Linked DNA regions of Homo sapiens: regions 2, 3, 4, 5, 6 and 7 are each linked to region 1. The links are chromatin contacts, found by Hi-C or POLR2A ChIA-PET in ENCODE. All regions are on one chromosome and are shown on one strand. Each heading gives the region's core, a stretch centred on a gene start or an enhancer-like site at or near the end of the contact. The rest is flanking DNA. Distances are from core to core; before and after follow the strand shown. Region 1 overlaps ASB2 (ankyrin repeat and SOCS box containing 2). Region 2 overlaps TCL6 (T cell leukemia/lymphoma 6). Region 3 holds the start of SNHG10 (small nucleolar RNA host gene 10). Region 4 holds the start of SYNE3 (spectrin repeat containing nuclear envelope family member 3). Region 5 overlaps SYNE3 (spectrin repeat containing nuclear envelope family member 3). Region 6 holds the start of LINC02292 (long intergenic non-protein coding RNA 2292). Region 7 overlaps CLMN (calmin).

Region 1 (3,769 bases), core at 487-2,986:
GATGGGGGTGCCTTTTACAGATGAGGACAGGGAGGCTGTGAGAGGGGACTTAACTGTGCAGGGTCACCTTCAGCATGACAGCGAGTGGAGCAGAGGTTCAGACTACCACTGTCCGCCCAGCTCCTGATGCCACCCTGTCCTCTGAAGGCCTGGCCTCTTCCTGCCTTTTCGTCCTCTCTCCAGCTCTCCGACCTCCACACTGACTGTCCCTGTGACTTTGGACAAGCCCCATCCCCGCTCTGTGCCTCAGTTTCCTTATTTGCAAAATGGAGAAGTGGGACCAGGACCAGACTGGGGATGTCCACACTGTTTCTGTAGCTGTGGAGAGATTCAGTGTCCAACAGATCCCAGAGCCAAGGCCCCTCCTCAGCCCTGACAGCTGCTGGGTTCAGTGTCCTTTGCATTAGTGCCTGGTCCTGAGAAGGAGAGACAGCCGGCAGGTGGAGGCAGCCTGGGGCCAGGCTCACCTCAGCTGTCTCCAGCCCTGTCGTCTTGATGAGGCCCTGGGCTTCCACCTCCCAGGATCCTTGGGTCACGGCCACCCTCATACTTAGTGCATGTGTGGCCTCCAGTTACCTGCCATTGTTAGAATGTTTTTAGCAGGATAATAAAGCACTGGGAAAAAGCCCACTGCACCATCTAAACGAGGACCTGTCTCTGCATAGTAATGGCAGCAGCAATGGTGGCCGGGATGTTGAGGTTGATGGAGGTGGAGGGAGCTGGTGATGATGACAGTTTCTAACAACTGTGCAGGGCAAATGTTCACAAAGTCATGCCGAGCCTCTCCTCATTTCCATTCTCCTGCCACCATTGATGGAAGCAGCGGGTGTGCTGTTCCCATTTTGCAGATGAGGAAACAGACAGACTGAGTTCCATTCAACAAAGAGTTCCCAGCTCTGGCTCAGTCCCAGGCCCACTCTGGGTGGTGATGCAGCTCATTAAAATTTATCTTTTTGTGGATCCTGAGGATATTTGGAAGTCAGCAGAGAGGGAGACAAGGCCACACACAGCCACAGAGTCACAGAGGACGGGCTGAGATCGGGGCAGAAGGGCTCATTCTGGGAGCACTGAGATCCGAGTGCATCCACTGGCTTTGGGGCTGGCAACTGGGCAAGGCGACCGCTCAGAGTTACTGAGTCGTGAGTCTCAGGGCTGGCTGGGGAGCCAGGGCCCCTGGCTGGGTTTCGTGCTCTCGCCAATCAAGGCTGGAGGCCCCATTTCCCCTCGGGCCCCAAGCAGGGGAATTCCCAACAGAGCAAACCTCCTGGGCTGAGTCATCACAGGCGAGAGGAGCCTGGCCTCGGCAGGATGTGGGTGTAGGTCATGCCCTGGAAGAGCCCCAGGTAGGGCCTCTGTCCTTTGTGTGTCACTGGGCAGGTTCTGGGGTGGAGAATGTGTCACCGTCACCTGACCCTGGAGTCCAGCTTGTCATGAATTCAGGCACGGTCAGCCTCAGTGAGAGCAGAGAATGGGCTGGCAGGACAGTGCTCCTAGCCTCTCGGTGAGTCAATGGATGGCTGCTCTGTCTGAGTTAGTAAGAAGCCCAGGTCAGCCCCAGGGAGGCAGTGATTGGGCTGGGCCTGGCTGAATGCAGGGGGCAGGTAGGCACCTTAATAGAGGAGGGAGCTAACAAAATCGATTCCGCCCCACGCCCGCCAACATGTCACCAGTCCACCCCACACCCGCCACTGTGCCATGAGTCTACCCCACGCCCACCCCATGCCACGAGTCCACCCCACGCCCACCACTGTGCCGTGAGACACATGTGACTCATTGAGCACTTGTTATAACAGGCACATTGCACCAAGCATCTCATTTAATTCCCCAGTCCACTTGGTGAAGGAGATGTAATTGGCTTCCTTTGCAAATGAGAGAACTGAGGCTCAAAGAGGCTTGCTTCCTCTAGTCTGCTTGATGAACTCCTATTCATCCTGCAAAGCCTACTTCCTTGACTAAGTGAATTGACCTTTTCCAGGGTCCCTCTGTAACTGAGGAAGCTGTGCTCTCCCTGCTGTGTCATCAGGTAGTTCTGGGCCTTCACCCTCATTAGACTGTGATCTTAGGGAGAGCAGGACCCAGCCCTGATTCACAACCTGGCATATCATAAGTGCAGAGTAAGTGTGGGTGGCTTGATTTGAATTGTTTGAAGCTGTGCACACAACAGCCTCAGCCAGTTCCTGCTTCATGTTTTCCTCCTTTGTCTTCTCAGAAATGTATCTTAAATGAAATGCAGAGGTTTAAAGATTAGGAAGACCCAGCCTCCTGGACTCACTCTGGCTGGTCCATTCATGGAAACCTTGGGCTCTGCACTTCATGGGTTCATGGACCCCACTTCTCCATGGAACAGGAAGCTAGGTCTGTCCCTTTGGGGTCCCTTAGGGGACCAAAGCTTGGCAAATGATCCTCATTTGATCCTCATCAAATTCTGTGCCTTACGTTGAGGTGAGACAGAAGCAAATTGGGAAATGGTTTTTAACAGAATTCTGTTTTCTTTGGGATACTGATCTTTCATTTCTAAGATCCAGAAGACTCAGTGGACTCCATTTTGGTCACAATATAATAATGATCAATTGCATTGCTAGAGCTTTTTATTGGTTTCAAAGGTATTTATTTGTTTAAAAACATTTATTAGGTAGCTACAATGATCCAGGCTCTAAGCTGGGCACTGGAGATAAATAAATAAATAAATAAATAAATAAATAAATAAACAGTATCAGCTCAGCTCTCTGTCCCCTAGGAGGTCACAGTCTAGTTGGGAACACTCTCAGGAGGGTGTCCCAGGAAGACCCAAGAAGCTTGTCTGTGAAGCAGAGGCCATCATGAGATTGGTGCTGGAGCACTCAGACAGGGCCGGGGAGGTCAATACGAGCTGCAAGATGTGGGAAGGCTCCAACGCCCACCTCATCTTATTTGCTTTTCACAGGAATACTGCAAGGGGAGCACAGCATGTTTTTGTTGTTGCTGTTATAAAGATGAGGCCACTGGGGCTCAGATAGGGTTAGCCACCCACCTAAGGTTGCACAGCCAGTAAGTGTAGAGGAAGAATTTGAATCTCTAGACCTACTTCTCTTTCCACTCTGCTGCCTTTCCATCTATTCCTTTATTCACCCATTCACTCATTCACAGATAGCCATGTGGTGCCTGCCACAGGTCAGACACAGCGCTTCACTGGAGGCGTAGGTTAATGGCAGAAGCAGAGAAATAAATAAGAATTGTAAGTCAAGGTGAAGGCCACAGAGGAAACAGCCATGAGAGCAAGTAAGAGGTGAAAAACCAGCTGGCCCGGGAGAGTGGTCAGGGCAGGACTGGCTGAGGAGGTGATGCTTAATCTCAGACCTGAAGATGAGAAGGAGCTGCTATGTGGATTGCCTGGGGACAAGGGTGACATCCTATTGCTAAACTTGCTGTGAATTTATTTGGACAGATAAAAGTGAACAAGGACTGTCTCGGGTCCTGCATCCACTGTAATGCGTGTCTGGGTGTGAGGGCACAAGTGCGTGTGTGCCGTGTGAATTTGGGGACCCTGGGCCTCTGTGAGTGGGAGACGGACGTAATGAGGTCAAAACTTCACCTCAAGGTGGGGTAGGGGAAGGAAACAGAGGCCTTCACAGCATCAGCAGAGCCTGGTGAAGTGTCTGAACTTCAGAGCGGGACAGACTTTGGTTCCATGCCTGGCCCTGCTGTGGGCATGTTTTGTCGTCTGTAAAATGGGCACAGAAGCAATCCACTTTGGGTGGCTTTTGTAAACATTAAGTGAATTAATGTGTGG
Region 2 (3,769 bases), core at 371-2,870, 1.7 Mb after region 1:
GTGGAGAACAAGATAACTAGGATCAGCTCTTTTGGAGATAGAAGTCACCTTCCAGCCTGGGATCAGTGGCATAGTCTCAGCCCAGGTCTGGAGACAGGGAGGCTGCCATGCCTGCCAGCCCCATCCAGCCCCAGCTGGCAGCAGTGTGAAATAGTGCTCGCTAAAATGAGCCTGCTGTTTGCCTAGATGTGTGTTTCCCAATAATTCAGAGACCTAGATAATGGGAAAGGCGAACATCTCGTATCCCCCACTTCCCTCAGCAAAAAGAGAACAGTGCCGCAGCCACAGGCAAGGTGGGTTAGAAAACCTGTCTGCTGGCAGATTATTGTCTGTAACTTGCCTCCTTAGTTCTTCCAACACTCTCTCCTTCCCCCTCCTCCCCTCCCATGGTCCAACCCTGAGGGTTCCAGCAGCAGCTGGGAGGTCTCCGATGTTATCTCAGAGCTCCCAATCTGCTGACATTTGAAAATCTTCTGGCTATAACTTGCTCACTTAGCGGCTGCTGCTCTGCAGCCCTGAGCCCTCCTAAAGGAGACCCTACACAGAAGAGTACAATGTAAACAGCCGTCGCCAGAGTCCCCCCAGCCAGAGATAGCCCTTGGGTACATTTTGCAATATTTTGTTTTGTTTGCTCTCAGACCGGACTTGCCCCCCTTTTTAGCACAGCCCAATTCTACTACGTATACTCCCTCCTTGTTCTTTTTGTTTGGCATTATATCCTAAGCATTTCCCTGCATCATCCAAGCTCTGTGGGATGTCATTTTTAACACCCACACAGCGTCCTCTGGTGTGGTTGTATGACAAGTCACTTAACTATTCCACACCCAAAGCCTCCCCTTTTCCAAACTCTTCCCTGGGACCTCCTGAAGGTAACAGCAAGATCTGAGCAGCGCTGGATGGATCCTGCTCTCAGTCCCCTGTCTGGGAACAACGCTGAGCCTTAACAGGGATGTCAGCTTCCTAGGGCTGCTGTAACAAATCCCACAAACTGAGTGCCTTCAAACATTGTCTGGTAGTTCTGGAGGTCAAAGGTGCAGAACGAGTTTCACTGGGCTGAAACCAAGGTAGGGCTGTGCTCTCTCCTGAGGCTTTAGGGGAGAATCTGCTTCCTGAACTTTTCTAGCTTGGAGAGCTGCATTCCTTGGCCCTTCGTCCCCCTTGCTTCTCTTCCAAGCCAGTAGTGTAGCATCCTCAGATCTCCCTCTGCTTTCGTCTTCACGTTGCCTTTCCTTTTCTGCAGTCAGATGTCCCTCTGTCCCTCTTATAAGGACATTTGTGATGACATTTAGGGCCTATGTGGGCGATCCAGGATCATCTGTAGATCTAGAACTTAAACTTTTTTTTTTTTTTTTTTTTTTTTAGATGTGGTCTCACTCTGTCACCCAGGCTGGAGTGCAGTAGCACCATTTCGGTTCACTGCAACTTCTGCCTCCTGGGTTCAAGCGATTCTCCTGTCTCAGCCTCCCAAGTGGCTGGGATTACAGGTGTGCACCACCATCTCCAGCTAACTTTTTTGTATTTTTAGTAGAGACAGGGTTTTGCCATGTAGGCCAGGCTGGTCTCGAACTGTTGACCTCAGGTGATCTGCCTTGGCCTCCCAAAGCGTTGGGATTACAGGCGTAAGCCACCGCGTCCGGCCACATTATTCTTATTTGCAAAACAAATACTTATCTGGCATCAAACAGATACTTTGCATCCGGCAAAAACAGGTGGAGGTGACTGAAGGCGAATGTGGGAGGTCATGGTGGGTTAATGATCGCCAGCGCTGTCCGGTGAAATCAACCACCTGTGACAAAGGTGGTTTTTCACTTTTACTGAACAAGCATGCTATTCTACAGTAAACTCCTTAACAAATGTAGCTTTTCAAGGTCCTTAGGACTATTACCTTTCAATATTATTGGGAAGTTCTTTGCTCTTCTTAGCAGACTGCGAAACTCAACTTTGTGATGACAAGATACAGAATAAATGCATATTAACTGAAATTCTAGGCTCACACCTATGTGAGCTTTTCTCTCTCTAACAAGATGTCAGGGCCGGTTCAGGGAGTTCATCTCCAGCCACCTGTGCTAATCATCGCCCATCCTTTCCAAGTATCTAATGACACTCCCAACCAAGGTCTCTATAATTTCCAGCCAAAAATGAGTTACAACATATGGAACATCTAATTTTCTGTTTCCATTCTAGTTATTTTATTCTTATGAGCTTGTGGGCTCCATCTACCAACCTCTGGGCAAATGCTCATCTGACTTCCATAGACACACAGCAAGCAGACAACCACACAAAGAGGAAGAGGGAGAATATTTACCAGCCATGGAACATCTGCTCTGTGCTTATATCTCATATGCATTATCTCTAATTATCAAAAGAAGGTATTATTATTATTATTGTTCCGCATTCACAGATGACAAACTGAAGATCAGATTGGTTAAATACTTGTCCAACATTAACTTAGCATTTGGGCATCATAGTTGGAATTAAAACTTGGGTCTGCTCATCTCCAAAAACACCCTAAGCCTTACCACACTCATGGGACACAGCTGCAGCTGCAGGTTCTGAAAGGAAAACTAAAACTTCAGAACCCAGTTCACTATGCCAAAAAGGCAAAAAAAAAAAAAAAAAAAAAAAGCCAAAAGCTGAGTCATGCAAGAAGCTGACTTTCCTTTTGCTCCTAAGTAGATAGCTACAGATAAAAGGTTAAATAGCTCCACAGGTAGCTACTGTATGTTCACCTTATCTTACGTAAACTGCTGATTTATTGAGCATGAGACAAATACGTAATTGACTATCCCCTACCTACTCCGTTTCCTTTGCAACATGTGGATTCAGTCATGTGACCATACACTGCCTTTCTCCTCTCCAGCCTACTTTTCCACTTTAAATATCAAAGCCCTCAAAATCATCTTTGGAGAAAGGCACAGACTAGCGACTGTTTCTGTGATTTCGTGTCTTTTTACTTCCAGACATGTCCTTAACCTTGGCACAACAAATCTCTAAATCGATTGAGACCTGTCTCAGATACTTCTTGGTTTACAAGATGGAGGCTGAAATTAAAGAGAAAGATCCTCACTCAACTCACAGAGGAGCAGAATGGGAAGAGGACTTAGTGAGAATTCCCTGAACACAGGAGAAAACCGAAGCCCAGAGAGTGGATGGCCAAGTCCAAGGTCACACAGCCAAGTGCATCCGAGCAGCGCAGGATCCAGGTTTCCTGCCCCAGTGCTCTTTCTGCAGCCCATGCCACCTGTTTTCATGCTATCTCAGTTCACCTTCCAGCTACACACCTGCAATCAGAAACAGAAAGTCTGAGAGTGTGTGTGGAGCCAAAGAGGGGACAGCAGTGGTGAGGCCAGTTTCATGTCTTGTGATTTATTTTCTCCCTTTCTTTTTGGACTTTAATCTTAAGTGGACAGCAATTTGGAACAGTGTCAGCACCTTGTTGGATTGTGCTGTTTGGGAGAGGTGACACAGAGTATTTTAAAAGAGCAGGTTAAGAACTTTTCACAAGGAATCAATTGAGAGAAAATAAAATAGAAACAGACTGTCCCACATTTGGGCTGAGCACCAAACACATTTTTTTTTTTTTTTTTGAGACTGAGTCTTGCTCTGTCACTCAGGCTGGAATGCAGTGGCGCGATCTCGGCTCACTGCAGCCTTCACCTCCCGGGTTCAAGTGATTCTTCTGCCTCAGCCTCCCAAGTAGCTGGGATTACAGGTGCCCACCACCATGCCAGGCTAATTTTTGTATTTTTAGTAGAGACGAGGTTTCACC
Region 3 (3,769 bases), core at 1,270-3,769, 1.6 Mb after region 1:
ATAAGTTTGCAAATTCTTCTCCTGATCTCAGTCAACATAAAAGCAGAATTACAGTTTAGAGTGGGCAATGAGAAAGGTGGAATCAAAATAGACACAGGGAAGGCCATAAAGAGTTCGCAAGCATAAATGCCTGATAGCAAAAACGATCACAGAAGATTCCAAAACCACAATCCTGCACAAAGGCCATCTCAATCTTACACAAAAAATACTTCTGCAATGCCTGCCGAGCACCTGCCTGTCCAACCTGGGACTGGTGTCACCTTTGTTACTGATCCTTGTAGTCAAAAATAATTATCTCAAAACAATTATGTAACCCTCCTCATTTTTCCTTTAAAGACCTTTGTCTTCCTCTATCTCCCAGGATACACACAGTTAACTATCGCATGCATTTTCTCATTGCAGTGCTCTATTCCTGAATAAATGCCATTTTCTTTTAGAGAGCCTCTCTCTGTTCGTTATTTAAGTTGACAGCAACAAACAGTTTAGGTTTTTGGCAACAAATCACCAATATTTACTTAAAAACAAACAAAACACTTACAACACAGGTAGGAACAACAGGTTATTTTGGAAAGAGTTTAATATATTCTCTATTGTTAAGTGCACCAGATGCTGGACTTCTGAAACAACAATTATGCTTCTGCATAATAGCTTTTTCTACATATTTCTGTTCATGTTGCTTGTTCCTCTGATTTACCTGGAATCAATGAATCTGAAAAACAAAAAGATTCTTTAAGCACCTGGTAAATTTCAGGTCCCACATTAGAAAATGAGCAATCATCAATAATATTGATGGGGGTGAAAATATGACATTGAGACTTTCGGGTAATGTGCCGAGTTTACTTTCATAGTTTACTAGGCTCAGGTTTCATGCCGAAGGATTATTTGAAAGACTCACTCACTGACATGATTTTCTGATTTTAAATTCGAACACTCTCAAAGCATAAACAGATCACCTCCAGCAACATTGTAAAAAAATACTCAAAGTTTAAAAAAAAAAAAGTAACTTGTGGCAGTACTTAGTGTTCAACAGAAAACACTCCATCTGCTAAACAATATCTCGACTGCAAAGCTTCTCTTACTGTTGGCGGATAGATAATGACATAGCCCAGTCATTATCACCGTGGCAACAGTGACCAGAAACTATCAGAGGAAAATTGCACATGGAACAGCTGGCTCTCGAGCAGGCATGCCTCAGCTTCCTCTGGAGTATGCTTTTTCTGCAAGTCTGGTGTGCTCGAGGGTACCACCAACCCTGTGCGGCTCCAAGACTACAGATTATGTAGCAAGTCCACTGGTCCTGCTCTTCCGGATTTATTCTTCCCGCCAATAGGAGCACTTACCACGTTCCAAGCATCGTCCTAGGCACTGAGGATACAGCAGTGAATAAAACTGAGTGCTGGGTAGGAAGTCAATAACCAAGCTAGTAAATAACTGTATATTGTCAAGCACTGGTAAGTACAAGGGAGAGCAGAGCAAGCAATGGGCCTGATGAGGCTTGCTTTGTCTCCTCTGCACTCCCACACTGCTTTGTATCTGCTTCTCATTTCTCACGATGGGTCCAAGCTTTGGGCACCAGGTCTCCCTGGACATTCCGCGCTGGCACTGCGCCTAGCACCCAGCGGCTGCTCAGGAAACGTTTGTCGAACGAACGAATTCACTTCTTAGTTCCCCATTCAACAAACCTTTCCTGATCCTAGGCCCAACAGGTTAAAAGGCTGGAGGGCCAACGAGGCTGGAAACTCAGAGGCGGCCGGGGGCGGTGGCTCACGCCTGTAATCCCAGCACTTTAAGAGGCCGAGGCAGGAGGATCCCTTGAAGCCAGGAGTTCGAGACCAGCCTGGGCAAAAAAGTGAGACATCGACCCCCCGCCCCCGCCGCCAATTCCGTCTCTACAAAAAGGAAGAAAAAAAAAAAAAACCCAGAGGAAATCACACAGGCAAAAGCGCTTTACAAATTTTAAAAATGAAAACTGTTCTAGAGAAATAATCGCGCGCCGGAGGCGGAAGCCCCAGAGCCTCAGCTCCCACGTGGCGGCGGAGCCAGGGAAAGTCCAGGAGCCAAGGCTACGGCCCGAGCGCTGGAACCCCGGTCAGGCTCCGGCTCCCCGCCACGACGAACTGCATGCGGCCGCGGCGCTCCGGAGGCGCCCGGGGACGCTCACCTAAGCTGGGAGAGGCGGATACCCGCCCGGCCTAGCCCCGCTACCTCCCAAGAGACCAACACGACAAGCGCGCGCCCACCGCATTGCCATGGCAATTCAACCGCCGCTGACACCGGAACCGGAAACTTCATCAGGAGGTGACCCCTTCCCGGCGTTCCGCGGAACGGGCGAGTCCCGCGCCTCTCCCAGTTGTCTCGGCGTAGTCCAGCTGGCCTCATTGGCTCACAGGAGGAAAGTCGTCTTCCCTCTTGTTTTGCCTCTCGTTGCCCTGCAAGCGTGACCCTGATGGACATCCAGTCTCTCCAATTAACTAACAAAGCGGTTGCCGACGACCAATAGTAAGGCAGTAGGATGAGGCTCCGGCATAAGGCCCACCTCCTACCTGCCGGGCGGGACGAGCAACATGATTGGTGGAATCGAGTAATTACTGATCAGTATTGTCCAATCACGGAGGGCAGTTTAGAGCCGGCCCAATGAGGGCCTCCAGGGGGCGGGTCGGACTGCCGCGGGCCGGGGAGCGCTCTGGGTGGCCAGCTGTGGGCCCGGGCCGTCGTGGGCTCCGGCTTGCGTGCGGAGATGAGCGGGTCCCTCGGCCGAGCTGCGGCGGCTCTGCTCCGCTGGGGGCGCGGCGCGGGCGGCGGTGGCCTTTGGGGTCCGGGCGTGCGGGCGGCGGGCTCGGGCGCGGGCGGCGGCGGCTCGGCGGAGCAGTTGGACGCGCTGGTGAAGAAGGACAAGGTGGTGGTCTTCCTCAAGGGGACGCCGGAGCAGCCCCAGTGCGGCTTCAGCAACGCCGTGGTGCAGATCCTGCGGCTGCACGGCGTCCGCGATTACGCGGCCTACAACGTGCTGGACGACCCGGAGCTCCGACAAGGTCAGGCCAGTGTGCCGGGCAGGCGCCCTCCGCCCCGGGCCCAGGAGCATCGCTGCACGAGGCCGAGGGGTTCCGCCGCGCCGGGCTGGGGAGCGGGGCTCCATCCGCCGGGGTCTGTCTGAAGGTTCGAGCCGGGTTAGGGCGAGGAGTACTGCCCTGGAGTAGAGTCTGGGCTGAGGGTGTAGTTGATTTCACTGGGTCTTGAGGATCTGGGGCTCTGTACTGTTGCCAACTTGAGCAGTAGGTAAAGTCCTAAAGGTTCACTTATCCTCACTTCGAGCTAATATAGGCGTTTCGGGGCGATTTGTCAATGACTGACTCGGAGGAGGGTGGCCCGCTGCCTGACTGCTCTGCACGGTTAGGAAACTCATAGTAAGGACCCACTGTGAGATAGGTACTTTCGCGGACACTTTGGGGAGGTTGGAAGCCATTGGCCTACTCGTGGGTAAGGTCTAGGGCTGTCGATGGTGGGGAGAGGGCTGAGGTTGCCCTTGAGGCTAGTGAGGTCGGAGGCTGATCTCGCTTGGCTCACGGCTCAGGGTGTCAAGCATCATCCTCTGTGGTTGCTACAAGCAAAGGGTTGGGACAGCTGTCGGCTGACCTTAGTCGGGATCTATGTTGTCGGGGAAGAGTCATGACATTTGGCTTTAGATACTCAAGCACAGGGCTGAATTTATGTGGGCCAGGGCTTGGAGAGGTTTGTGGGGAAAAGAAGCAGCCCTGGCTCCTGGGCCCTG
Region 4 (3,769 bases), core at 1,270-3,769, 1.6 Mb after region 1:
GGAACCTGGGAAAGAGTCCCAGGGCAGCCCAGGGTTGGAGCTTCAGGGCCAAAGTGGTTAACTGAAAATATTCATTATCACCCCGCCCAGGCTGGAGTCCCCTGGCTTCCAGTTTTGAAGCAGAGGTCAGCTAGGCGGTGTAGGACACTGCTCCTGGGTTGACCAATGGGCCACATCAATGGGTCAGCTGTTTGGGGTCAAGAGCCTCCTGCCCTCCCTGGGGCCAAGGGCCAGCTTTCAGTGCTGGGAGGACCATGAGGGGGGTGAGCCAGGACTACCCACCATTGACAGACAAGGGGAAATCAAGGCAGGGAGAAGAGGGGCAGAGGCAGAGCAGAGGGGAACCCAGGTATCCCGACGAGGCCCCTTCGCCTCAAACTGTGACACCTTCTCACATGTGCTGTGTCTGACACCATACAAAATGCTGATCAGGGCAAAGCTCGTTTAGTGCTCATGAGGCCCTGCGAGGCAACACCTGCCGTGCTATGGTTAGCCCCTTTCCACGGGGAAGGACGCTGAAGCTCTGAAAGGTGAAGCAACTTTCCCAAGGCTACACAGCCAGGAACGGGCTAAGGCAGGACTGGACTCAGGCAATCCAACTTGACTGCCCCATTCCTAACAGCTGGACAATGCGGGAAGCCTAGCTGCCCAGTGGGTTCCCAAAGGCTCCAGGGTGCTTTTGACGTTGAGCTGGGCCTGCCCAGTCTTGCCTCCCGGGGCCGCCAAGCCAGGGCCCCCCGGCAGCCCGCTCCAGGCTGCATCACAAGGCAAAGGGGCTGCCCAGGCATGGCCAGGTCCATGGCTGCTGGAGAGCATGCAAAGCACCCGAGCAGGAGCCTTGTTCCCATGGAGACAGACAGAAAGGACTCCAACTCACTCTGAAGTGTACCTGCAGGGAGCCAGGTGCCAGACTGTACCTGGAGGCAGAAACCTGAGCCTGGATTCTCACCACTTCCCTCTGTGCCACCAACACATCCTCAGGCCTTCTTCTCAGGACCCCCAGCAAGACACGAGTTCCAGAAATAAGACATCCCAGCCCACTTCCCGCTCAGCCACCCCCAGAGGGGCCTCTCTGGTTGAAAACAACGCCTGGGGCCAGCAGGCTTGGCACAGCTGTGGCTGTCAGCCTGCCGAGCACCGTCCGGCCTGAGGAATGTGCAGACCCACATGTGCTGGAGCATCCCGCTGGGGCACAGTGACAGGAAACTGAGCAAAACAGCTCGTTGGCACTGATATGCCCCTCCCACCTCCCAGCTCCTGACTCCTATGGGCTGTTGGCTGCCCTGGAAGTGCAGGCGGCAAGCCCAGGCCCTTCAAGAGAGCCAGGCAGTGTGGCTCTGGGCAAATCACTCCCCCTCTCTGGGCCTGTTTCTGCTTCTCTTGGTGGATGAAGGACGCTGTCCTGCCAAGCTCAGAATGGCAGTGATTTTATGACATGCTCTCCTTTCTGGGAGGACGGTCCATTCTCCTCATGCCCTCATTCATGTGGGATGGGGCATGCCCCCAAGACACATCAAGCTATCCCACTAGCAGCCCTTGGCTGTAGAAAGCCCCCCCACCCAGTGCAGGGATAAGGGTGACCCTTCAGAGTTGAAAGGGGTGACCAGGAACCTGGGAGAGTCCCAGGAAAGCCCAGGGTTGGAGCTTCAGGGCCAAAGTGGTTAACTGAAAATATTCATTATCACCCCGCCCAGGCTGGAGGCCCCTGGCTTCCAGTTTTGAAGCAGAGGTCAGCTGGGCGGTGTAGGACACTGCTCCCGGGTTGACCAATGGGCCACATCAATGGGTCTGCTGTTTGGGGTCAAGATCCCAAGACCCCAGGGGAAGTCAACATCCATCTGAGGCTCTCTCAGGCCCTGCAAGCCATCTCTGGCCTCACTGCCCTCCCCTTTAGAAATGTGGGAATGAGGCTCAGAGAGGTTGAGCTGCTTGCCAAGTTTGCATAGCCAAAAGGCGTCTGAACGAAACTGAGCATTCGGGGTTGGACTTCCCCTCTTCGCCGCCTGCTCTGCTCTCCCAGGCACTACTGAGCGCGCTCGCGGTCGCCAGGAGCGGATTGGGCCCCCGCCGCGCGCAAGCCTTGGTGACAGGTCAGCCCGCCCCTAGGGGAGGCAGAGGGAAGCCCCGAGGAGGCACCCGGCCCGCTGGGGCGCGCTGCCCGGGGCTTTAGGGCTTTTTCTTGTGGGCCGGCCGAAGCTCCCCGGGGTTGAAAGGAAAGGCTCGGGAATTTCGCAGCCAGCACAGAACGGTTGGATTTAAACTAAAAATACCCGCCCGCCCGCAGCTGTCACGCCGGGGCCCCCGCCCCCGCGCCGGGCGCGCCTCCCCAGGTCCCCCAGACTTTCGGCGCCCCCGATTCCCGGGGCTGTGTCAGAGCTGGGCCAGGGGCTGAGGACCCCACCCGCCCGGCCCCCGGCCCCCGGCCCCCGGCCCCAGGCCTGGCCTCCCGGCCCCGTGCCACTTACCCTCCCGGAGCGTGGAGGAGCGCGGCGCCGCGGGTAGCTGGGGCCGAGCCTCCTTCCCTCCTCCCTGCGTCCCGGGCGGCTCCGGGGCGGGGCAGGGCTGGGGCGGGCCCGGACACCGCGAGTACCCCCGCCCCCGCCGGGACCCGCCCGGTGGCCCCGCGGGAGAGGCCGCGCCCCTCTCCGCACGCGCTCAGCGGAGGCCCCGGGTGCGCAACCCCAGCCCGGCGGACATCCTGCGTGGCCCCGGGGACCAGGGCCGAAGAAAAGCCTCACCGCTCCCTGTCGCGGACCCGGGGCGGGGGTTAAGGGGGGGGTCCTGTCCACGCTTGCCTGGAAAGCAGCCCGGAGCCCTGGCCCCTGTCTGTCTCCCCGACACACACACAGCCACCCACCCTCTTCTCATCCTAGGGGATGGCGCGGAGCTGCCTCTCCGGGAAAGTTGGATCTGTGCGCCCAGACATGGAAAAGGGATTAGGACACCGGCAGATCTTGCCCTCACAGAGCGGAGGTGGGGGCCTTGGAAGGGGCACACCGCCCGTAGGCGCGAAATCCAAGAAGAAAATGACACTCATCAGCCAGCCTCGCGCGGGGAGAAAGGGCGGGGTGGGGGGTAGTGGCACCCTGCCCGTCCTCTCCCACCCCCACAGTCCGGGCCCACAGTCCAGGAGTCACAAGGGATGTGAATCCCCAGGCATAATGTGAACCCCCAACAAACCCAAGGCCTCAGAATGCGCCTCACCTCTCCCTCCCCACCAGCAGAAACATCCTCCCACTCTCCCAACCCCTGCTCCAGCCACGCCAACCCTTTAACCTTGTCCCAGAATGTCTAAACTGTATCTGCCTCTGTGCCTGTGCACATGAAGTTGCCTTGGCCCGGCGTTTGCTCCACAGCCTTCTGCCAAACTCCTACTGCTTGATGGCTGGAAGCCTTCGCACCCTGGCGCTCTCCTCCCAGGTCAGCAGTCACTGGCCTTCCTGTGCATCCAGCCCAGCTTTGAACAGTCCTGGGCCCCAACCCTTATCTTTTTCCGAGTAATTACATGGTTGCATGATTGGCTTCACCGCCTCTGGATCAGATGAGCGCTACTAATGAAGGATACAAGTTGTAAAACTAGGTTTTATGTGAACTCCAGTCATCACAGTTTAGGTGCGGCTAGCGATTTTACAGATGCGGGGTTAGTAACTGGCCCAAATCCAGGGCTTCCGGGATGCTGTTTTCCTTTTTTGTTTCTTAGCAGGGATGGCAGATGTTTGTAGAACAGATCCGTGTAAAAGTCAGTATCCTAAGAGATTAAATTGTAAAG
Region 5 (3,769 bases), core at 653-3,152, 1.5 Mb after region 1:
TCTGGGTCCTCCCTTTTTCTGCCCGTCGGACCCCTCCTCAGCCAGCCTAGAGCACTGCTTCCTGTGTCACCACTCCCTGTAAGGCAGGACGAGGTAAGCCAGCCTCCCACAGCCATTGCACAGGCGCTGGTCACTCCCTGAACCCCTTGCAAGGAAGAATGGTCTGGGGGACACTGTCTATTGGCAGAGGTATACTCTTCCTGTAAAGGGTCAGGTAGAAAATGTTTTTAGCTGTCTCGGGCCACATACAGTCTCTGTTGCATAGTCTCCCTTGCTTTTACGACCCTTTGAAAATGTCAGACCCTTTCTTAGCTCACTGGCTAGACAAAAACACACCACGAGGGCACTTGGCCTATAGGCTGTCGTGAGCCATCCCCTATCTCAGGTGGTCCAAGGCTACAACCAGCAACTGCAGAAAGCCCAGCAGGCAGCAAAGCTAGCTGGCTAAGTGACCCCACCGGCACATGTCTGGGAAAGAGTCAGCCATGAGGCCAGAAGGACCTAGAATTGGTCCCAGTGGTCAAGTCCCCATGACTCACTAGCTGTGTGGCATCTGGCTGGTCACTTAACCTCTCTGGGTGTCCATATTCTCATCTGGAAAATGGGGATAACACCTAGATTTAATTAATTTAAAAACCCATCCAGGTGCAGTGGCTCATGCCTGTAATCCCAGCAGTTTGGGAGGCTGATACGGGAGGATCACTTGAGCTCAGGACCAGCCCAAGCAGCATAGTGAGACCTCGTCTCTACCAAAAAAAAAAAAAAAAAAAAAAAAAAAATTAGCCAGGTGGAAGGATCACTTGAGTCCGGAAGGTCCAGGCGGCATTGAGCTATGATGGTACCACTGCACCCTAGCCTGGGTGACAGAGAGAGATTCTGTCTCTAAAATAAATAAATAAATAAAAATTTAAAAAAATTGCCCAGAACCTGGAGCACACACCATGCTTGGAAATAGTTCCTTTTTACCAAACGCACAGGTGTTGGGTGGAGGGCTTTCCATCCTTGGGAACCTGCATCCAGACAGCAGCTGTCTCACCAGCTCAAGGTTGGGGGAGCATAGGAACTGGGTTACCAGCTGATAGACTAATGAATCAGTGCACTAAGTGGCTGCTGAGTGCAGGTGCTGAGGATGTAGAGACAGACCAAGTGTGGCTCTGGCCTGGTGAGGCTCCATGTCCAGTGCAGTGGGGGTGGAGGGCGGGGATGGACGCACAGTAAGGCAGCTACAGTGAGGCCAGCATGAGTTTTGAGACAGGAGGACAGGGGCCACGGGACCTCAAAGGAGTGGTTGTCACCTGGCTTGAGGAAGGTGGCTGGGAGGCACTGCCTGCTGAGGGCACCAGAGCTGGCAAGGGTTAGGCATTGGAAGGGGCGGGTAGGAGACAGCTCCAGGCCAGGGTGTGTGGAGGAGGGAAGCACTCTGCACTCAAAGGTGGGCTGAGACTGGGGTCACTGCAGAAATGGCAGACGCACACGGCCAAGGACAATGAGAAAAGGTTGCAGGAGTGAGCAGAGCCAGCATGCCTCTCTGGCACGGGAGAAGTTTCGTCTCTGGACTGGTTGAATGGAGATAGGATTAAAAAATAAATAAATAAATAAATAAAAAAGAACTGTGCAGTTTCCAAACAGTATTGCAAAAGAAATGTGCTCAGGGGTAAAAAGAAGCAAAAAAAAGTATTTTCTGTTTCCAAGCCCTGTCTGGGGACATCCCTGGGGTGTGGCTGCAGGCAGCGGGAGAGTAGGGCTCTAGGCGTGTCTCTGAGCTGTCCCCACTGAGTCAGTGAGAGGGCTGGCCATGAGAGTGCTGACCCTTTCTGGGTCATGCTGGCGCTGGTGTATGGAGGAGACAGAAAGGAAACAGCCTTGGGTTTGGGTTTCAGCGTCCATGTGGTTATCACAAATGACAGCGGAAGAGAAGTGATTTTTTTTTCATGATGGAAACCCCCGAGCTGGGGCAGATGATGTGGCAGGCTTGAGACCGAGCCCATGCTCAGAACACAGAACCTGGGTCAAAAGCTATGGGCCTGGAAGACCAGCCAGTCCCCCAGAGGTGGATAAGGTCTGTGGGCATGGCTGGAGACACAGCCTCCCCAGGAATGGACAGTAAGGATGCACTTTGGGAGAGGACAGGAATCTTCCAGAATCTGAGCTCCAGGCTTTAGCCATCTTCTCAAAATGGGACACCTTAATTTGAGTCATAAAGAAAGCTCAGAGTGCTTTGAAGAAGCTGAAATATCATAAGGAAGAGTGTGGTTGACTCAGGGATACTGGAAAACGTGATGCAAACTGAAAAAAAAAAGGCCAGCCATGGAAGAGAAGGTGCTAACACTCATGAAATAAGGACAGGCCCACACCACGTGAGGCCCTTGTCCAAAAGCCACCCCGTTTGGGCCTCCTGGCATCCCGGTCTGAAAGGCAGCCCCAGCCCATCTCAGCAGCAGCAGAAGGGGAGTAGCGGGGCTGCCTCTCAGCTGAGCTCTGTGGCCCATTAGCTGGCGGCCTGGGCAGAGCCTCCTCCCCACCCCCGACCCCAGGCACAGCAGCGGCATCTACCTCTTAGAATGCTGCGGGGCTGACTGGGGCAGGTGTGGGAGCACCTGGTCAGTAATAGGTGCGTGGGGCACAGGAGCGGCTGTTACCTTCCACAACCCTAGATAAGAATGCGCAGACTGCAGTCACTGGCCCAGGACATGGAGGCACTTGCAGTAGTGCTGACATTTAAACCTTGTTCTATTGGATTCTGAAGCCCGAGATTCTCACTAGACCATATTGACTCCAAAATAAAGTTGAACTTCACCTACCGTGGGGCATCCAATAGAACTGCCCCTGGGAGGAAAGCAAGCCCGTGTGAGTCAAGGTCCAATCAGCAGAGTAAAGCCCCTCCGAGTCCAGCTATGAACCAGGAGGGTGTAATGAGGAGGAGGAGCTGAGAAGCTGCGAGGAGACAAAAGGAAGCCCAGAGATCAACCCCTACGCTAGAGAGACAAGGCGGGGAGGCAATGTTAGATGTTCCTAGACCCATGTTGGGGGCCGCTGAGCAGCAGGAACTAGAGCCCCAAAGGAGATACATCTGCTGCAGGAGACACCACCCAGGGCGGAGAGGCTGTCAGAGAAACCCCCAGCCGACTACTTACCTCTGGTCCTGCCAGAAGCCAGTATAGGGGAGCCGGGACAATGCAGCCCGCAGGGGGTCAGCTCTCCTGTGACCCAGGGCAGAGCAGAGGACGGGGAGAAATAGATGTGTGGGCCCCCAGGCCAGGGCTGCCCCTGTGGTCCATCGGGTAACTGTGAATGTCCATCTGGACACCAGCTCCCTTTGCCCGATTCCAGGCCTGAAAGCAATTGGCCGAGATGCAATTTGGTCTCTGGGGGACCAGGCTTGCAGGAAGGAAAGGATACTGGCACCTGGCACTGAAAAAACGCCCGAGGCAGATCGCCTGCTGGGTCAGCACGTGGATTGCCAACTGAGGCTGAGGGCCCTGTGTCCTGGGGTCGCTGGGTCCAGACCTCTCTCCCTCCCTTCCCCTTCCCCGGCTCTCCAAAGCTCAGGGTGCTGGGTGGGGCCCCTACTTGGCTTTGCAATGCCACTGGTGAGGGGCTGATGCCCCATAAGGACCAGGTTCTTACCTCTGTCTCAATCCCTCCAACACCCTAACAGCAGTTTTTAAAATTCTCTGGGGCCAGGCGTGGTGACTCACGTTTGTAATCCCAACACTTTGGGAGGTCAAGGCAGGCGGATCACCTGAGGTCAGGAGTTTGAGATCAGCCT
Region 6 (3,769 bases), core at 796-3,295, 1.4 Mb after region 1:
TCGGACAAGAGCTCATCTTCAGCCCAGCTGAGCTTTTGGCCTGGCTGGAGCTACAGCCCCAGCTATCACCTGTATCACCTGACTGCAACAGCATGAGAGATCCCATACAAGAATTTCCCGGCAGAGCTCAGTCAACCCCCAAAATCCTTGGAGAAAATCCATTGCATAGTTTTAAGCTGCTCAGCTCTGTCATGCGGTACTAGCTAACTAGAGCACGATCCTCTCCTCTCCATCTCCACAGCATCTTGGTCCCGGCCATGGTCATCTCTCCCTTAGATGCCCTCCACCACCACCTACCTGTTTCCTTGTCCCCCATGGTGGTCTCCAACCTCACTCTCCAGGGTGATCTTAAAATGTCATTGGAGCATGTCACTCCCTGGCCTCCCCCTGCACATCTCTTGAAAATCAGCCTCCTTGCCGTGTTCACAGGGCTTGAGAAATTTTGACCCCTCATCTCATTAGCTCCCCGCTCCTCTTTCAAGCCACCTGTTCCTTTCAGTTCCTCAAAAGAGCTGCTTTTTGTGCAAACCTTATGACCCAAGAATTTCACTGGCGGTCTACACTCACCAGAAGTGTACAAATATCAGCTGGACGTGGTGGCTTATGCCTGTTAACCCCAGCACTTTGGGAGGCCGAGGTGGGTGGATCATTTGAGGTCAGGAGTTTGAGACCAGCCTGGCCAACATGGCGAAAACCTGTCTTCTATTAAAAATACAAAAATTAGTTGGGCATCATGATGCAGGCCTGTAATCCCAGGCCTGAGGCAGGAGGCTGAGGCAGGAGGATCGTTTGAACCTGGGAGGTTGAGGTTGTAGTGAGCCGAGATCACGCCACTGTACTCTAGCCTGGGTGACAGAGCGTGACTCCGTCTTGAAAAAAGAAAAAAAAAAGTGTACAAATATATTCCTTGAAAGATGTGTTCAGGAGTATTCATGGCAGTGTTATTCTCCATAGCCAACACAGCCCAAAGATCCATCAGGAGGAGGATGGGTAAATAATGGAATACGATTTATCAAGAGGAAAAGGAGAGAACAACACGGATGAGTCTCACAACTCTAACATGGGGTGAAAGCAGCCAGATACAAAATAATGCACAATGCAGAGTCCAGTTGAAAAAACGCTACAAAAATAACACAATCTGTGATGAGAAAAGTCAGGATAGTGGTTAGCCTGGGAGGGAGGTGGGAAATGGAAGGAGCGTAAGGAGTGCCTCTGGGGTGCCGGTCATGCTTTGTTTCTCATATGGGTCTGGTCGTACAAGCGTGTTATTCTCTAGGGGGTAGTTTGCCAATTGTACATTTTCTGGCTGGATGTTCAATAAGGTGTTAAAAAAAAAAAAAGTGCTGTCCTATCTCCTTCCAAATGACTTTCCTACACACACCTTCGAAATTCCTCCACCGGGAATTTACTGCTTTCTCTTAGTCTTCTTCTGGTTATTCAGATCCAGCTCAGCCCTCCCCTCCTCGGGGAGCCCTTCCTCTGTTGCATCAGTTAGTCTTGGCTGTGGGGCGATCATACCTACAAGCAAAGCACAGTGACTCAAAGCAGTCTCATTAATTAGCTCATGATTCTAAGGCTGGCAATTTGGGCAGTTCTTATGCTGCTGGGGAGGATAATGTGGACCAGTTTTGAGAAAGCAAGACACGAAGAAAGAGAATCCTGGTTCAGTGCCCATCTGGAAAGCTTCATTCATGCTGATCTGATTTAGTGCGTCGTTAAATTGTGTTTTATAAATGCATAAACACAGAATTGATAAGATTTGTTCTATAATCCCCGCTGAACACACATGTCAGTTACTGGGCTGGGAGCTGGGGACAGATTGATGGATAAGATTAATGCAGGAGGTGGGTATGGGTTCATTTGTTCCTTTTTTTATTCCTTTATTTGTTCATTCATTTCACCAGCCAACTTTAATGGAGGACCTAGCAAGTGCCAGGCAGCATTCTGAGCCCTGGAATCCGGTGATGAACATGACAGACAAGATTCCTGCCCCCAAGGAGCTGCACCTTAATAAGTCCCGCAATGAAGGAGACAGAACATAAACAGAGGAAAATACACAAGATGCCAGCTTGTGAGAAGTGCTAGCAAAAAAAGACACAAGTATGTCCAGAGAGTCTGAGGTGTATACAGGTATACAGAGTTCAATTCTTCTGGGGCAGATGGCAGGAAAACGTTCTAAAAATAAGTACCATGTTTTTAGTAGAAGCCATGTCAGAGGCTTGATGTGCATTTTTTCTAACTTGTACAACAAACCATGAGGTAAACAACATTTTCCTACTTTGTAGATGGGGAAACTGATGTTGAGAGAAGTTGAGTCACTTGTCCAAGGTCACACAGCAGGGTGAGGGTGGCCTCACACTGGTGTGTCCCAAAGGGCATCTGGTGTCCAGTGTTGTTCTCTTGGTAGAGGTGATGAGGCCTAATGAAGCCAAGAAAGATAAGTGGATGTTTTCCTGGTGGGCAATGGTCAAGGGAAGTGAAGGGAGCCCGGTGAGCAAAGCTGCTGTGTGTGAAACTGCCTGGTGTGGTCCAGGAGCTCAGTGTAGCCTGGGCCAAGCATATGAGCTGGGAGGGAAGGGTGGAGGGCCGGATCCAGAGGGAGAGTGGGTTCTTGGTTATGGAGCCACGGCAGGTGCGAGGCTGGGGAGGGACACTGGTAGGCTCCCGTTGAAACTCAGCCATCTAGAGCCCATTTTCCCGTAGGCCTCCAGCTCCTCAGCTGCAGGAAGGAGGCTGTATGGAGTTCAGAGCACAGGCTCTTCAATCGGACGGCACAGCCTGGATACGTGGTGGGCTTAGCAATTTGCTCTTGTGAGATACAATGCGATTTCTCAGTAAATTCTGCATCTCAGCTTTGGCTTCATCTGTGTCTGAGTCTCCATCTCATGCAGCTAGCTTATCATAGATCAGTACATTCACAGCATTTATTCGATCCTTTACAAAAACAACAGCCCGGGTTCAAATCCCAGCTCCACCACTTCCTCCCTGTGAGGCCCTGGGGAAGTAACATATCCACTCGGTACCTCTTGTAAAATGGAGGTGGCAGTGACTTTTATTTTTTATTTATTTATTTTTAGACAGAGTTTCACTCTGTCACTCAGGCTGGAGTGCAGTGGTATGATCTCAGCTCACTGCAACCTCCACCTCCCGAGTTCAAGTGATTCTCATGACTCAGCCTCCTGAGTAGCTGGGATCACAGGCATGTGCTACCACACCTGGCTAATTGTTTGTATTTTTAGTGGCAACGGGGTTTCGCCATGTTGGCTAGGCTGGTCTCGAACTCCTGTCCTTAAGCAATCTTCTTGCCTTGGCCTCCCAAAGTGCTGGGATTGCAGGCATGAGTCACCACGCCCAGATAGCAGTGATTTTTCAATGAAGTAATATACACGTGATGTGGAGAACTTTTCTGGCACAGAGTAGGCACGCAGCAGGGACCACGTGCTATCCTTGGGGGCATCTGACCAGTCCCTACAGGCCAGTGTCACTCCCAGGCAAGTGCAACTGTTTACTGAAGGCAGCATCGCTAGCGAAGGCAGGACCTGGAGAGGGCAGGATCCCCGGTGAAGTCAGGTCCTGAGTTTTCCAGTGAACTCAGTGCCTTCCATTCAGTGGGCGGCCGCTGGCCCAGATGGAGCCGGGGGTGGATTCTTGAGCTTGGTTCACCAAGAGAGGAGGGTACTGCACAATCTCGGGAGCCAACCACATTTTTTTTTTTTTTGTACAGCTCATTTCACCAATGAAAAGGCACTGGCAACATCTCCTATGCAGA
Region 7 (3,769 bases), core at 926-3,425, 1.3 Mb after region 1:
ATTACCCACTGGGGTCTGGCACCTACAAGCCTGAAAGATCCAGACACTGATGAGGGAATGAAGTAGCCACATCCACCTAGCAAAAGGGTTCCGGTGTGACCCAGGAAAAGGAGCGGGAGGCATCTGCCCACTTCACCTCAATGCAGGAGTTTGGCAATGGAGCCCTAAACGTTACTTGGAATATGAATTCACAGGTAGCATAACTGGATGTTCCAGCTGGAAGGGCATGAGACAGGCTTTGCAGAGCCTAGAGCAGCCAAAGAGATGAGGTGGGGGTGGCTGGGAGAAGAAAGGAAACCTCGGATACATTTTGTAAGTTGTGCCTCAATTTTCTGGAAAATGGGGATAATGGCAGTGCCCACCTTGGGGGGTTGTTGTGAGGATTAAATGAGTTAGTGCCTGTGAAGAACTCACACAAGTGACTGGCACAGCAAATGCCCAGTGAGTGTCGGTTATGGTCATTGTCACTAGTATCATCATGACCTCAGACCCTCTGAGTCCGGATTCATGACCACCATTCCCAACTTGGTATTCAACACACCTACCTTATTACTTTGCACCTTATTACTTTATTTATTTATTTATTTATTTATTTATTTATTTATTTATTTATTTGAGACAGGGTCTCACTCTGTCACCCAGGCTGGACTGCAGTGGCACCATCTCAGCTCACACTGCAGCCCTGACCTCCTGGGTTCCAGCGATCCTCCCACCTTAGCCTCCTGAGTAGCTGGAACTACAGGCATGCATCAATATGCCTGGCTAATTTTTGTAATTTTTGTACAGCTAGGATTTCACTATGTTGCCCAGGCTGGAACTCCTGGGCTCAAGCAATCTGCCTGCCTTGGCCTCCCAAAGTGCTGAGATTATAGGCATGAGCCACTGTGCCGGACCCCTGCATCTTATTTTAATAAATCCTCAGCCAGCCTTGTGACCTCGGAGTGCCAGAACTGGATTCGAGGCCCCACTTAGCAGCTGTACAACCCTGGGTTAGTCCCGTAAAACATTCAGTCTTTAAGCTCAGGGAGAATCACAAATCCACCATGCTCAGTACAGAGGGCTCAATAAATGGCTAGTGTGTTTACAAGACCACAGAGGCGCGCAGAAGCTAAGGTTACACTACTAGAAAATGAAGGAGGAAAGACTCACATCCAGGCCTCCCAGGGTCCATGCCCTTCACAGGAAAGCCCCCACTTCTATGAGCATGTTTAGAATAAACACAGTGTGATGGTTACTTTTATGTGTCAACGTGACCAGGCAATGGCACCCAGAGATGTGGTCAAACATTATTCTAGATGTTTCTGTGAAGTCGTTTTTTAGGTAAGATTAACATCTAAATCACACTTTGAAGGCTGGGCGCAGTGGCTCACACCTATAATCCCAGCTCTTTGGGAGGGCAAGGCAGGAGGATCACTTGAATCCAGGAGTTTGAGACCAGCCTGGGCAACATGGATCTACCAAAACACCGTCAGATCTCATGATAACTCTCCATCTCTACCAAAAAAAAAAAAAAAAATTAGCCAGGTGTGGTTGCAGTGGCTCATGTCTATAATCCTAGCACTTTGAGAGGCCAAGGCAGGAGGACTGTTTGAGCCCATGAGTTTGAGACCACCACATGCCAAAACCCTGTCTCTACAAAAAAAATACAAAAATTAGCCAGGCATGGTGGTGCATGCCTGTAGTCCCAGCTGCTCTGGGAGGGTGAGGCTGAGAGGGTCTCAGCCTGGGAGGCAGAGGTTGCAGTGAGCCGAGACTGTGCCACAGCACTGCAGCCTGGGTGAAAGAGTGAGACTCTGAATCAAAAAAAAAAAAATCCCCAGCTGACTTTGAGAAAAGCAGACGGCCCTCCATCAAATGTGGGTGGGCTCCATCTAATCAGTTAAAGCCTTAACACAAAGCGTGACCTCCTCTGAGCAAGAAGGAATTCTGCCAGCAGGTGCCTTCAGACTTAAACTGCAACTTTTCCTTGCGTCTCCAGCCTGCTGACCTACCTTACTGACTTTGATCTCGCCAAACTCCACAATTGCATAAACCAATTCCCTAAAATAAGTGTCTTTCTCTGTATGTAGACTCATCCTCTTGGCTGTTTCTCTGGAGACCCCTGACTAATATGCATAGGTATGACTCCTGGCACAGTGCGTGCTACAAAGAGGAGAAGGCACTACCTGTGAATCAGACCATCTGTGAGTATTTGCAATTGCCCAACCATATCAATTTCTCACTTTCACTTCCTGGTGAGTCATATTCCGAGCAGCTGGCTAGGATCAGAAGAAACAAGGCATTCTTTTCATGCTCAGACAGAGCCCTGTTGAACGTTTACCTTCCTGAAGAAGGCAGAAAGAGGAAGGGCCTCCTAGTGACATTCTCCAGCCTTGAGGAAGAAGAAAATTCTGATTTAATGAGCTTGAGTTTGAATGTAATCAGATTTTCTCTATAGCAACAGCTCCACAACACAATCCTCTTGGCAGCTGCAACAACCAGCCATCTCCTGATGAAACCAGACATCTCACACACGGGCCACTGGAGAAGCCACCGTCGAGGCACAAGATGCCAGAGGATGGGACCACCCCACCTGGTCATCAGCTTTAGATTTGAGTGGGAGTAAGCAGGTAGTGCCACAGTCCTTTGATTTGGGAATTTACAAATGCGTATCTAAAAGTATGCTTCCCCTGAATTGAAAGTCTTTCCTCTAAGATCTGGAACGAGACAAGGATGTCCACTGTCATTACTTTTATTCAGCATAGTACTGGAAGTCCTAGCTAGAGCAATTAGGCAAAAGAAAGAAACGAAGGGCATCCAAATGGAAAACGAAGTCAAGTTATCCTTGTCTTTAAATATAAAACAACATAATCTTGCATTTAGAAAAACCTAAAGACTCCACCAAAAAATGTTAGAACTGATAAATTCAGTAAAGTTGTAGAATACAAAACCAACATACAAAAATCAGTAGCATTTATATGACGAAAGCAAACAATCTGAAAAAGAAATCAAGAAAGCAATCCCATTTACAATAGCTATAAAAATATAAAATACCTAGGTATAGATTTTGCCAAGTGAAAGATGGCTACAAGGAAAACTATAAAACACTGATGAAAGAAACTGAAGAAGACAAAACAATGGAAAGATATTCCATGTTCATGGATTGGAAGAATTAATATATTAAAATGTCAAGATCACCCAAAGTGATTTACAGACTCAGTGCAATCCCTATCAAAATACCAATGACTTTCTTCATGGAAATATAAAAAAATTCTAAAATTTCTAAAAATTCACAAAAGACCCTGAATAGCCAACGCACTCTTAAGCAAAAAGAACACAGTTGGAGGCATCACACTATCTGACTTCAAAATACAGTACAAAGCCAAGTAACCAAAACAGCATGGTAACTGGCATAAAAAAAGACACAAAGACCAATGAAACAGAATAGAGAACCCAGAAATAAATCATGAATTTACAGCCAACTTATTTTTGACAAAGGGGCCAAAATGGGGAAAGGGCAGTCTCTTTAATAAGTGGTGCTGGGAAAATTGCATAACCATATGCCAAAGAATAAAGCTAGACTCCTATTTCTGAGCATACAAAAATCAAATCAAAATGAACTAAAGACTTTAAGACCTAAAACTATGAACCCACTAAAAGAAAACATTGAGGAAATGCTCCAGGACATTGGTTTGGGCAAAGATTTTTTGAAAAAGACCTTAAAAGAACAGGGAACAAAAGAAAAAATAGACAATTGGGATCACATCAAGCTAAAAAGCTTCTTCACAGC

Evidence for each region. Hi-C counts contacts between places; a loop is a spot of excess contacts on that map. ChIA-PET counts read pairs that join two places held with the same protein, here RNA polymerase II (POLR2A). Pooled maps may share reads with other maps.
Region 2: a map of OCI-LY7 shows a loop between it and region 1 (7-fold over the local background). The contact joins two enhancer-like sites. A Hi-C loop is called at or near these places in 1 of 168 maps with a recorded cell type or tissue (OCI-LY7), 16 of 37 single-sample maps with no recorded cell type and 6 of 50 pooled maps.
Region 3: a pooled map shows a loop between it and region 1 (5-fold over the local background). The contact joins the promoter of SNHG10 here to the enhancer-like site in region 1. A Hi-C loop is called at or near these places in 1 of 168 maps with a recorded cell type or tissue (CD8-positive, alpha-beta T cell) and 9 of 50 pooled maps. POLR2A ChIA-PET finds 5 or more read pairs at or near these places in 1 of 52 experiments (activated CD4-positive, alpha-beta T cell).
Region 4: a pooled map shows a loop between it and region 1 (8-fold over the local background). The contact joins the promoter of SYNE3 here to the enhancer-like site in region 1. A Hi-C loop is called at or near these places in 1 of 168 maps with a recorded cell type or tissue (CD8-positive, alpha-beta T cell), 12 of 37 single-sample maps with no recorded cell type and 14 of 50 pooled maps.
Region 5: a pooled map shows a loop between it and region 1 (4-fold over the local background). The contact joins two enhancer-like sites. A Hi-C loop is called at or near these places in 4 of 37 single-sample maps with no recorded cell type and 2 of 50 pooled maps. POLR2A ChIA-PET finds 5 or more read pairs at or near these places in 1 of 52 experiments (activated CD4-positive, alpha-beta T cell).
Region 6: a loop to region 1 is called in a pooled map, with 7 times the contacts of the local background. The contact joins the promoter of LINC02292 here to the enhancer-like site in region 1. A Hi-C loop is called at or near these places in 1 of 168 maps with a recorded cell type or tissue (CD14-positive monocyte), 4 of 37 single-sample maps with no recorded cell type and 5 of 50 pooled maps.
Region 7: a loop to region 1 is called in a pooled map, with 11 times the contacts of the local background. The contact joins two enhancer-like sites. A Hi-C loop is called at or near these places in 6 of 37 single-sample maps with no recorded cell type and 10 of 50 pooled maps. POLR2A ChIA-PET finds 5 or more read pairs at or near these places in 1 of 52 experiments (activated CD4-positive, alpha-beta T cell).

Annotation. Positions count from the first base shown.
Region 1 is chr14:93,958,280-93,962,048 of GRCh38, forward strand. The region is part of intron 2 of ASB2 (ankyrin repeat and SOCS box containing 2); the gene reads right to left. Among named protein-coding and RNA genes, the nearest start is that of MIR4506, 12 kb to the left of the region's middle. RefSeq lists an enhancer at 786-1,985. Within about 2 kb of position 1,737, at least 8 of the 41 ENCODE cell types and tissues checked have a DNase peak (open chromatin) inside an H3K27ac peak, as active enhancers do; they include CD14-positive monocyte, CD8-positive, alpha-beta T cell and OCI-LY7, where a contact is called at or near this core.
Region 2 is chr14:95,660,296-95,664,064 of GRCh38, forward strand. TCL6 (T cell leukemia/lymphoma 6) reads left to right here. Exons shown (of 8, transcript NR_028288.2): 4 at 2,185-2,369. Among named protein-coding and RNA genes, the nearest start is that of TCL6, 10 kb to the left of the region's middle. RefSeq lists an enhancer at 2,976-3,055. Within about 2 kb of position 1,621, at least 6 of the 41 ENCODE cell types and tissues checked have a DNase peak (open chromatin) inside an H3K27ac peak, as active enhancers do; they include OCI-LY7, where a contact is called at or near this core.
Region 3 is chr14:95,532,353-95,536,121 of GRCh38, forward strand. It overlaps SNHG10 (small nucleolar RNA host gene 10), which reads right to left and starts at 2,520. Exons shown (of 1, transcript NR_003138.3): 1 at 560-2,520. It overlaps GLRX5 (glutaredoxin 5), which reads left to right and starts at 2,698. Exons shown (of 2, transcript NM_016417.3): 1 at 2,698-3,032. The coding sequence starts at 2,738. It also overlaps SCARNA13. RefSeq lists enhancers at 1,128-1,917, 1,918-2,707, 1,971-2,430 and silencers at 2,571-2,860, 3,071-3,130.
Region 4 is chr14:95,514,131-95,517,899 of GRCh38, forward strand. SYNE3 (spectrin repeat containing nuclear envelope family member 3) reads right to left here and starts at 2,520. Exons shown (of 18, transcript NM_152592.6): 1 at 2,466-2,520. It overlaps SYNE3-AS1 (SYNE3 antisense RNA 1), which reads left to right and starts at 1,990. Exons shown (of 2, transcript NR_188030.1): 1 at 1,990-2,090; 2 at 2,874-3,769. RefSeq lists silencers at 1,922-2,216, 1,966-2,775.
Region 5 is chr14:95,478,474-95,482,242 of GRCh38, forward strand. The region is part of intron 1 of SYNE3 (spectrin repeat containing nuclear envelope family member 3); the gene reads right to left. Among named protein-coding and RNA genes, the nearest start is that of SYNE3-AS1, 36 kb to the right of the region's middle. RefSeq lists an enhancer at 1,757-2,156. Within about 2 kb of position 1,903, at least 11 of the 41 ENCODE cell types and tissues checked have a DNase peak (open chromatin) inside an H3K27ac peak, as active enhancers do.
Region 6 is chr14:95,327,539-95,331,307 of GRCh38, forward strand. LINC02292 (long intergenic non-protein coding RNA 2292) reads left to right here and starts at 2,046. Exons shown (of 3, transcript NR_110127.1): 1 at 2,046-2,130. LOC105370637 (a long non-coding RNA gene) reads right to left here and starts at 1,334. Exons shown (of 2, transcript XR_944171.3): 1 at 298-1,334. RefSeq lists an enhancer at 332-401.
Region 7 is chr14:95,263,441-95,267,209 of GRCh38, forward strand. The region is part of intron 1 of CLMN (calmin); the gene reads right to left. Among named protein-coding and RNA genes, the nearest start is that of CLMN, 55 kb to the right of the region's middle. RefSeq lists enhancers at 1,737-2,936, 2,167-2,216, 2,457-2,506 and a silencer at 1,957-2,016. Within about 2 kb of position 2,176, at least 22 of the 41 ENCODE cell types and tissues checked have a DNase peak (open chromatin) inside an H3K27ac peak, as active enhancers do.